Linked DNA regions of Homo sapiens: region 2 is linked to region 1. The links are chromatin contacts, found by Hi-C or POLR2A ChIA-PET in ENCODE. All regions are on one chromosome and are shown on one strand. The core of a region is the stretch at or near the end of the contact, and the rest is flanking DNA. Distances in the headings are between cores, read along the strand shown.

Evidence for each region. A loop is a pair of places that touch in the nucleus more often than their neighbours do. ChIA-PET counts read pairs that join two places held with the same protein, here RNA polymerase II (POLR2A). Pooled maps may share reads with other maps.
Region 2: a loop to region 1 is called in a map of sigmoid colon, with 2.3 times the contacts of the local background. The contact joins two enhancer-like sites. A Hi-C loop is called at or near these places in 1 of 168 maps with a recorded cell type or tissue (sigmoid colon) and 4 of 50 pooled maps. POLR2A ChIA-PET finds 5 or more read pairs at or near these places in 1 of 52 experiments (OCI-LY7).

The regions. Positions count from the first base shown.
Region 1 is chr6:113,561,893-113,567,513 of GRCh38, forward strand. The region is part of intron 1 of LOC124901379 (a long non-coding RNA gene); the gene reads right to left. Among named protein-coding and RNA genes, the nearest start is that of LINC02541, 85 kb to the right of the region's middle. RefSeq lists enhancers at 2,188-2,952, 2,953-3,716. Within about 2 kb of position 2,904, at least 20 of the 41 ENCODE cell types and tissues checked have a DNase peak (open chromatin) inside an H3K27ac peak, as active enhancers do; they include sigmoid colon, where a contact is called at or near this core.
Region 2 is chr6:113,821,786-113,827,341 of GRCh38, forward strand. No RefSeq gene overlaps it. Among named protein-coding and RNA genes, the nearest start is that of MARCKS, 33 kb to the right of the region's middle. Within about 2 kb of position 4,191, at least 12 of the 41 ENCODE cell types and tissues checked have a DNase peak (open chromatin) inside an H3K27ac peak, as active enhancers do; they include sigmoid colon, where a contact is called at or near this core.

The DNA of each region.
Region 1 (5,621 bases), core at 1,654-4,153:
CTGTAATCCCAGCACTTTGGGAGGCTGAGGTGGGCAGATTACGAGATTAGGAGTTCAAGACCAGCCTGGCCAACACAGTGAAACCCTGTCTCTACTAAAAATACAAAAATTAGCCGAGAGTGGTGGCGTCCACCCGTAATCCCAGCTACTCGGAAGGCTGAGGCAGGAGAATCGCTTGAACTCAGGAGGCAGAGATCGCAGTGAGCTGAGATTGCGCCATTGTACTCCAGCCTGGGTCGCAGAGTGAGACTCTGTCTCAAAAAAAAAAAAAAAATCACTTATTTAGTATTTTTTCAAATGACCCTTTTCTGAATGCATTAAGTCTGCTTGGATACACATATCCATGCCTATATCTATGAGTATTTCATTCACATGTGTGGTGGTGTGTTGGCAATGGAAACATATGATGGAATATTTAAAATAAGGATTGCCCTAGATTGGGGGATGGGGTGGGGGAAAGAGCAATTAGGACACCATGGTTGTGGCAAACACAAGATTAGGAGAGTTTGAATGGGTGGGGAAGTGAGAATGATTGTAGTAAAGTTTCCTGAGAAGGGAGAGCTGTCAAACTTTCAGGGTGAATAATATAGAGCCATTTTTGCATAAGGATAAATAGTAATCTCATCAGGGTCCAGAGTAGGGTGCAGCAAGGGAGGCACACAGGAGGAAGCAGCTAATAAAATACTCTACAGGTGATTCTCATGCTGGGCTGCCTTCATAAACGGCTCGTCCCAGGTGCCTCCCTCTACCACCCTAGACCCGGCCTGCCTCTCTTAACCTTCAGTAGTTCTTAAGGGAATCACTATGTTACAGTATTGCATAATAACTAATGTGCATAATTATTATTCTGAACCATGGAAGCACTAAATCACTTCAATAATTCAACCTAATAAGTCAGGGAAATGCACTTAAAAGTTTTAAGTAATTTAAATGTTAAGTTTGGACAAACAGAGCATTAAGCTTACATTCTCCGAAATAATCCAGTTCAACCAGAATGCTTCATACCTGATGATGCTTCATGACGTTCTGAAAATGACTGCACACTACTCTTTGCACATTACATGTGAACATACCTTTCCCCCTGTTCGAAAACTGCCTCTGATAGCCAGAGTCAGGCTCCTACAGCCACCACTGCATTCCTCGTGCCTGCCACCTTCATCCTTCTCTGATGGGTCAGAGCAGTCACCCAACACCAACCCAACCTAGGCCTACCAAAATCAACCTTCAGAGAATTTGAAATTTAGATACAGAGGTCACCAGAATGTCAGCACATTTATCATCAAGTTGTGGAGACTAAAGACCACCCATTCCTGCAGTTTGTGAGACTGGCACTTCCTTTCTAGTGTTGGCTGTTCACCTCTTAGTCCATAGGAGAGAGAAGCAACTTTCCCATAAATCTCTCTTTTGGTTTAACTTTACCAATATTCTGTTCCTTGTAACTCCCAATGCTGAAACAAACACAGACTCCTACCCCATGGCAGGAATTGTGCTACCTGCTGGGGTAATGAAGATAGATATATTAATAATAGTTTCCGCCTTCAAAAATCTCACAGAGCATCAATAGTAAATGTGGTCTTACTCTCACTTATTTGATTAATCCATAATTAATATATTTGAGCACATGTCTTTTCTCCTATGAGGAACACTGTTCATGCAGTTTGACACTGGAAATTCTGGCAAGACAGAGCGTTTATCAAGCTTTGTGGTTATGTGTATTAAATACAGACCTTTTAACTGCTACTGGTAACTTGTTTTTAACTATAGGATATAATCTCCTGATGTTATATTTAAAATATCATTTGATCCAGTAAAATTTAAATACCAATTAGAGACATTTTAGAAAAAAAAAAATTCTTTTGTTTGTTTTTGAGACAGGGTCTCACTCAGTCCCCCAGGCTGGAGTGCAGTGGTGTGATCATGGCTCACTGCAGCCTCAACCTCCTGGGCTCAAGTGATCCTCACACCTCAGCCTCCGAGTAGCTGGTACTGAAGGTGCTCACCACCATGCTTAGCTAATTTTTTAAAAAAAATTTTTAGAGACAATGTCTTGCCATGTTGCCCAGGCCAGTCTGAAACTCGTGGCCTCAAACAGTTCTCCACCTCAGCCTCCCAAAGTGCTGAGATTACAGCCACTGAGCCTGGCTAAAAAATATATATATATATATATTTTTATATATACATGTATATATATAATTTTTATATATACATGTATATATTACATGTATATATATATTTTTATATATACATGTATATATATTTTTATATATACATATATTTATATATACATATATATTTACATATATATACGAGAAAAAAAGTAACAAATTTCCCAGATAGTTAACAAGAAAGGAAGGAAATACTTTAAAAGTAAAACTTAAGATTTAAGTGATTTTTTTTTTTGCACTTTGAAAATACATCTTGCTTTAAACACACAAAATCTTAGCAGCTGGAAGCCTGTTATGTGTTTAATTAAATGGCCCACACATGTGTTTGTAATGCACAGCACTGTGGTCTGTGAACGGAATCCTGGAATCCCCGGGGTGTATGGTCAGCCTTTTGCCTCACTGAACTCTCCTCTGGAGGCCATGGGAAACAGGGTACTTGTTTGAGTTTTCTCCTCGGGTCCACATTTCCTCTATCGACTACTGCTGTGTAAACAGACTCATGTTCAAAAGGTGCTGGGCTCCATTGACCTAATCCACTCTGAAGTGCCAGATCTGTCCACACGTCCTCGGGATTAGGCCAGCATGGCCAGCTCACCCTGACTTTGCCTAAGGGATGGTGCAGTGGACTTGGACCTCCCCCAAGCCAGGTTCATCTGATTGGTTTCCCTTTTGCGCTCTTCTTCCCCTGGGAGAGGATATCCTCAGCATGGACTGGGGCCCACAGAGCATGGAAGCTGAAACACCGATTCTTCCTCAATGAGCTGAAGTTCTCCAGATGGCAGCAAGCGCTCGTCATGCAAATTCTTGGCAGCAGGGAGCCTGTCAAGTGGCTACTGCTGCTTATTGTTACCAACACTCCCCCACCCCCTCCACACAAATGCAGAAGAAACACCATCTGTCGCCTGTGGGGCTGAGCGGTTCTTTCCAAGTCCCTTCTAGTCAGTGCCGCTCAGCAGCCCTGCGCTGTGCGCACGGTCCAAACAGGAGTTGCCTCTCCTTGAGCCAGGGAGGACCCCGTCCGGTGCTGGCAGTTCTCTTCTTCCACGCCTCCTGGGCCTGGCCCCTCATCCAGGGCCGAGCCGGGGCGTTTTGCTAGCAGATTTCTCATAAGATAGTTATGTAACAAGAATAGGAAAACGATTGTGTTTCTCCCTTTAGATTCTGGGAAAGAAACAAGATGAACTGAGTTAGCAACGTGTCTCCATCACTAGTGAGAAATGTGAATAGAAGATAACTGGTTAAGGAGCACACTCCGGATGTGAAAAGCACAGCCTTGAAGTTAAAAGGTCGCCCATAACATCAGCGTGATTTCGGGTTTGTGTTCTCTTCTCTCCCACTGATGTTATGTCTCCTGATTAATGATGAACTCTCATAAGACCTAAAAACGTTCTGTACAAACGAAAGCTGTCGCCAAAAGACTCTAAGCTCTGGAGAAGGCTCAATATCTTGTCCATCTTTGAACTCCGAGACCATCCGTGCAGTCATTCAATAACTATTTTTTCTTGTTGTTGCTGTTGGATTTTTGTGGGATAGTTATATATACAAATACAAATGCAAGCAATAATAATATGCCATGTCATATCTGCGTTTTTAATGTTTTCTTTTTAACCCCAGAAAGTTGTTCATATGCCTCACCTCAGGTCATTCTATCTTCCTTTATCTGTGCAAATCTCCCATTTTATTTTTTAAAACATTTAGTATTAATTCCCCATAGACATAGACATCCCTAAAATGTAATCTCTGCCTTTCAAATCTACCTTTCATACATTTCCTTAGATGGATATTCCTGAAAAATATTCTACATTTGTCTTTTACATGTGTTTATTTTAATGTACATAGATTGAACTGTGATTGTATCAGTCCTGACTTTTTCACCATTCTTATCCTTTGAGGTCTATTCCATTGTCATTCTTCCTCACACAGATGTTACTTTCCCATGAAGCGTCTCGTTCTATTCCATTTTTTACTCCATGACTTGCATTAATGGGTAAATTTGAGAAGAATGGCTGGGCATGCTCTTCTCTGTCTTCCCCTTCTTCTTCATGGGTCCTGGCGACTTTCAGAGAGTCCACTTTTTCTCCTGCTTAGATGTGGCGCCCCATGTGGGCACCTGGCCCAAGGTGGAGATTCTGTCTACTCTGGTTTTCAGTGTTCGGGTCCTTTTTCACCCACACTAAACATCTTCGAATGCTATGTTATCAACAATAAAAGCAATATTTAGATCTCCATTCATTTTTGCTTTTATTTCTTAATTTGTTCAGAATCCAGATAAGGAAGATAATTATCCTTTGTTGGTAGTCTTCTGGGAGACCCCAGGAGTCTTTAGTCAACTAGGTTTCATGGTTTGCATTTACACATGATATTTACATATTCCACTGGTGATAAACACATACAATTGCCTCCTCCCCTTTGCTGACAGGACTAGCACTGTGGTAACCAAGTCTGCCTGTGGACGTGGGGGGGAGATTCTCTGGAGTGTACACCAGGAGGAGGATTGTTGGATCACAGTTACATGAATATTTAATTTTACTAAATACTGCCATATTACTGCCCATAGTGACTGCATCATCCTTACCTCCAACAACAGTTGATATTATGAGCAGTGGATATTCTGAAGCTACCTCACTTTTGCCAGCCTGATAATGGTAGCTCATGACTGTTCAAATTAGTAAACATTGGTCGGTGAGGTGGCTTACACCTGTAATCCCAGCACTTTAGGAGGCCGAGGTAGGCTGATCACTTGAGGTAAGGCGTTTGAGACCAGCCTGGCCAACATGGTGAAACCCTGTCTCTACTAAAAATACAAAAATTAGCCGAGCGTGGTGGCATGCACCTGTAATCCCAGCTACTCAGGAGTCTGAGGTGGAAGAATTGCTTGAACACGGGAAGCGGAGGTTGCAGTGTGCTGAGATTGTACCTCGGTGCTCCAGCCTGGGCAACAGAGCAAGACCCTGTCTCAAAAAAATAAATGCATAAATATATTAGGAAGCACCTGCTCATATGCTTGTTAACTATTTGATTCCCACCCTAAGCTTTTGTGAATTATTATTCATGTATTTTGTCCATATTTTATTTGGTTTACAGTCTTTCTTGCTTATTTTCCAAAAACCAATTATACATTTATGTGTATGTAAGATAATTTCTTGTTAGTTTTCACATTATAAATACCTTCCTTCAATCTATATCTGCCTATTAACTTTGGTTATGTAGTCCTTTGTTAAACAGAATGTTTATATTTGGATATTGCAAAACACATTCATTTTTCTTCTTCTCATTTGTGCTTTGGGTTTCTGTTGGAGCTTCCTCCACATGAGATCACAAAGATAAATTTCTCTATTTCTTCCATAACAGCTTTAGATTTTCGCCTTTCAACTTTAGCCCTTTAATCTAATTTAAATGGATTTCTTTTTCTTTTTTCTTCTTTTCTTTTTATATATGCTATGATGTATGAATTCC
Region 2 (5,556 bases), core at 2,941-5,440, 260 kb after region 1:
TATAGAAAGGGTACAAGTAACAGGAGGCTGAAAGCTTCATCCTAAAAATTACCAATGGATAAATTACAGGTAAAGATAAAAGAAACCTGATGAAAGAATTTGAAGCAAAGTGAGTTAAAAATACACCAGAAAGCAAAGAAATTTTTGCACTGAAGCATTTTATGGTGACCAAAATCCAGAAACTTCAGACAGGAAAATCAAGCAAAAATATGCAGGGGTGTCCAGTCTTTTGGCTTCCCTGGGCCACACTGGAATAAGAATTGTCTTGGGCCACACATACAATATGCTAATGCTAATGATAGCTGATGAGCTAAAAAAAAAAAAAAAAAAAAAAAAAAGCCAAAAAAAATCCCATAATGTTTTAAGAAAGTTTACAAATTTGTGTTGGGCCACACTCAAAGCCATTCTGGGCCACATGCAGCCCGCAGGCTGTGAGTTCGACAAGCTTGATATACAGGCAAGAGATTCCTGAGAATGGGAGGGTGAGCCATCAGAATAAATACCAGAGTTCTCTAAGTGACTGAATTAGAATACAGAGTAGAGTTTTGAGAAGGGAGACTAACAGGAGGAACTGAGTGAAGATAAGTACTTTATGAAGAAAATGACTTAGGCTCTGTGTAGGCTGACCTCTCAGGCAGCTATTGTGTAGCAGGGACACTAGAAGTCTGACGAAGGAAGGAACTGGAGCGATGGACAGACATTTGGGTTGTGCAGTGGTCATCAGAAGAGTATGAAGGGCCAGGCACTGTGGCTCATGCCTGAATCTCAGCACTTTGGGAGGCCTAGGTGGGCAGATTGCCTGAGGTCAGGAGTTAAAGACCAGCCTGGCCAACGTGGTGGAACCCCGTTTCTACTAAAAATACAAAAATTAGAGGGGGCGTGGCAGTGCACCCCTGTAGTCCCAACTACCCCGGAGGCTGAGGCAGAAGAATAGCTTGAACCCAGAAGGCAGAGGTTGCGGGAGCCGAAATCACGCCACTGCACTCCAGCCTGGGCCACAGAGTAAGACTCTATCTCAAAAAAAAAAAAGAGTATAAAGACACTGGACAGTGAAGAAACTATAACAGGAAAGTGGGGTGGATTCTCAGTGGAATCTCTTTCAGAAGACAAAAAGGAAATGTCTCCAAAAGAAGAATCAGGCTGGGCATGGTGGCTCACACCTGTAATCCCAGCAGTTTGGGAGGCCAAGGCAGGAGGACTGCTTGAGCCCAGGGGTTCAAGACCAGCCTCAGCAAGATGGCAAGACCCTGTCTCTGTATTTAAAAAACAAAAAAGAAGAAGAATCCGGAGATGAGACAGGAAAAATTAATGGAAACAGAAGCAGGAAAAAAAAAAATGCCAAGACAGATCAGATTAAAAGAAAGATTTTAAACAGTTTTTTATAAATCAATGTTTAATATTTGTTTTCACACATCTTCTATAAAATCTGAAATATATCATTCTAGAAGTTTATTATGATTTTAAGCTAATGAATTGCCCATGTTAAAAATGAGAAAAGAAGCCAGGCACGGTGCCTCACGCTTGTAGTCCCGGCACTTTGGGAGGCCGAGGTGGGTGGATCACCTGAGGTCAAGAGATCGAGACCATCCTGGCCAACATGGTGAAACCCCGTCTCTACTAAAAATACAAAAATTAGCTGGGCATGGTGGTGCGCACCTGTAGTCTTAGCTACTTGGGAGGCTGAGGCAAGAGAATCACTTGAACCTGGCAGGTGGATGTTGCAGTGAGCCAAGATCGTGCCACTGCACTCCAGCCTGGCAACAGAGTGACACTCCATCTCAAAAAAAAAGAGAGAGAGAGAGAAAAGAGAATTCTGAGGTAAATTGATCTTTTGAGAAAACATCTGCAATTGCAGTTACATTAATCACAAAACAAAAGCATAATAGTAATTTAACTTATGTTGAAGACTTCTGAAGTCGAAGCATGCAAATCACATACCAATTTTACTGCTCTTCAGAATCACATACTAATCTATTTGGGTAGCTGAGCCCCACAATTCAAAAGTCTTAAACATTAAAATCCAAGATCTTTTCTGCTCTGCAGTAAAATGATTCCAGTGCTTAATATGCTCCAGCTCTCACTTGCTGAGTGGATCATGTTAGCTATACAAATGGCTTCTGCAGGACTAAATGTGACTGGCGAGGAAACAGCCATTGAAAAGCATCCCCTGAATGACTTGGGAACACAAAAAGCCATCACACTCAGGATAAAATAGAGATCCCAAAGTCTAGCATCAGAAAATTGGTTACTTCTCAAAAGTATTTTTATTTTTTTAAGCTTTACCCAACAAGAGAAGGCAGCAGGAAACAAATCCTTTCAAATATACAAACTTCTATTGTATCTAATAAACAAAGAGTCTTTAGTCTTCCTTAATCCCTAGGGCTATCCCAGACACACACACACACACAAAAAGTATCAAATTTTTAGTTGTTCCCAAAAGTGATCTTTTCTCCCCAAAAATGTTTACTTACTGACAATTTATAAATCAGATGGCAAAAGTGTTTATAGGAGGAGAGAGCATCACGGGGCGATCCATCTCTGGCAAGAAGTTTCATTTCATAAGACACCCATGATTCAAGCAGACGTGATCAATCACCCCCCAAGAACAGACACCATGACCCATTCACTCCTGACAGACCATACTCTTTATAGCCTCTGTTCCATAGCACTTTGGATGTCTGCTAAATTGTTATTTGTTACAAAGCATGCTTTTGCTATGACAGATTCCTCCAACTCCTTCTCCCTGCTGAGCCCATGGAATCACAGCTGTGTTGTACCACAAGTGCAGTGTTGTCAAATCTTAGCTTTGTTTAATTATTCAAGTTGGTTCCACCACAGAATTAAACTGCCTGGAGGTATTATGGGATTTCAGCACAAACAACACACATGACCACATAGATGCCAACCGTTGCCAAGTATCTACGTGGACTCCACTTCTCACTCACAGTGGTAACTAACAGCACACCCTCAGTAACCAGGAGCAGGACTAGATGGAACAGTTTAATCAAAGACAGTTTGCCTCCAAACTGTATCGCAGTCCTTCAGGCTGGGAGTCCTTGCATGCTCAAGGCCAGCATAAATCAGTCCAGCCTAGAAGATACCTCCTCAAAACTTAGGTTCTGGCCAACCTACAAACTCTAGTTCAAGATTGTAGTTTTCCAAATTTAACAGAAATGTCAGAATTAATTGTGTTCTCTCAGATTTACCTTTTCCGTATTCTCCTCCAAAGTATTTCAAAAGGCATGGAGAAGTGTTTATACATGAGCTAGATGTTGCCCAGTACTCTAGTGGAATTACGTCAAGAATAACTTGGAGTGTGTATTGTTTTTCATCTCATGAAATAAAAAAAAAAATAGGATATTAGGACAGGAAGGATACTTTTCTTTTTGTTTCTTTGTTGGTTTGTTTTGAGTTGTTGTTGTTTTTGTTTGAGACAGAGTCTCACTCTGTGGCCCAGGCTAGAGTGCAGTGGTGCGATCTCAGCTCACTGCAACCTCCCCCTCCCGGGTTCAAGCAATTCTCGTGCCTCAGCCTCCCGAGTAGCTGGGACTACAGGTGTGCACTAGCACGCCCGGCTAATTTTTGTAGTTTTAGTAGATGGGATTTTGCCATGTTGGTCACGCTGGTCTCGAACTCCTGGCCTCATGTGATCCACCCACCTCCGCCTCCCAAATTGCTAGGGTTGCAAGTGTGAGCCACCACGCCCAGCCAGGAAAGAGATTTTAGAGATCTAGTTAGAGCCCCTCATTTTGCAAAGAGGAAATGAAGGTCCAGGGTGATAGAGTCCCAGTAGCAGATCTCTGACTGCCTCTGAGTCTGGGGCTCTCCCACTGTGCCACACCTCCTCCAGCCACTGAAGGGAGACTAAAGGAGGCCTATTTTCTGCTCTCCACTCTCCTCTCTTTCTCTGCACCTAAGCAGGGGTGACTGTCTCTCCCTTGAAGGAAGAAAAGACTTAAATATGCAATCTTTCTGCTGTGTTCCTGTGTAAACTGTGGCCAGAGTGAGGAGAAGGAGGGGCAACTTTGGGAAAGTCATATTTATAGGGCAGAGTGCCTCCCCAATCCCCTACAACATCCTGGTGCCTCAATGTCTATGAGCTGAAAAATCAGCGCATAGAAAGAGACTCTTCTTGGCCACCATGTAATGAGGAGTGCAGCTGCACTGGCGACCGCACAATTCCCAGGAGCAACCGGGCAACGCTCCAGCTCCTCTGAGAACTGCTGGGCTGGCAGAGACAGGGCCCTGACTTTTTCCCTCCACACTTGGAAACATGCATTACTTGAGCTCTCCCATGCTGGGAGGGGAGAAGCAGATTAAGCTACAGAAGTTGAACCAGAAGGTACTCTTTTACAAGGCTCAGCCATCATTTCTCAGTGCTGGGCTAATTTACAGAGAAACATGGAGAAAAAGATAAATAGAGGTTTTGGAGTAATGTGCACTCCTAATATGTCAAGGATTTGTAGCTTTATCTAGTTCCTTCTCACCCAACTTAAACTTAGATTTCTTAAAATTTTAAGGGACCTGAGAAATCAGCAAGCACAAAATAGCAATTAACTAAGACTTCCTATCTGTAATGGGCTTAAAGCCTTTCAACCTATCATCAGATGAAAAAATATATATAAATTTTAGTTTGGTAACTTGTAGTAATAAATTATTTTCTAGGAGAAAGGGAAGATTGAGGCTATTACCTAAAAATTTCACTTGTCTGTGAATTTTACACCTAAGTGTTCTCTTTGTATCTCGTTAGCACAAGTAACATAGGGTTGCATATGGGTCTAAGTAGCTTTCCAGAAAAATGACTCATAAAATGCAGATTATGTACCAGGTGCTTCACATGCAAAGCCAGATAACAAAAACAAATAGGACTTCGTCCTACCTTCAAGGAGCTTATAACAGAGAAATTACAACAAAGGAAGTAAGTGGACAACTCTTTTTCATCATTTCATCTATATGTTTTTACTTTCATCTATATGTTTTCATCATTTCATCTATATGTTTTTCCTTTTTATTTATTTATTTAGACACAGAGTCTCACTCTGTCATCCAGGGTAGAGTACAGTGGCATGATCATAGCTCACTGCAACCTCAAACTCTTGGGCTCAAGCAATCCTCCTGCCTCAGCCCCCTGAGTAACTAGAGCTACAGGCATGCACCACATGCCTGGCTAACTTTTTGATTATATTTTTGTAGAGATAGGTCTTTACTATGTTGTCCAGGCTGGTGTCAAACTCCTGGCCTCAAGCGATCCTCCTGCCTTGGCCTCCCAAAATGCTGGTATTACAAGTGTGAGCTAACATGTAGGCCTTGTATTTACTTTCTAACCTCTGATCTCCCTTCTAAGCTCCAGTCTTGAACATTCAACAAACTGGTTAGCGCCTGCCTCCTCTGCACCCAAACATTCCATCATTGCATTTTCAACCTGAAAATGCCTAAAACTGAATGCATTATTTTTCCTCCAAAATTGATTTTCCACCATTTATCAATGGTATCACAATTTTTAACATAATCTAAACACAAGACCTAGAAATGGGTTTTTATTTACCCCTTTCCTTA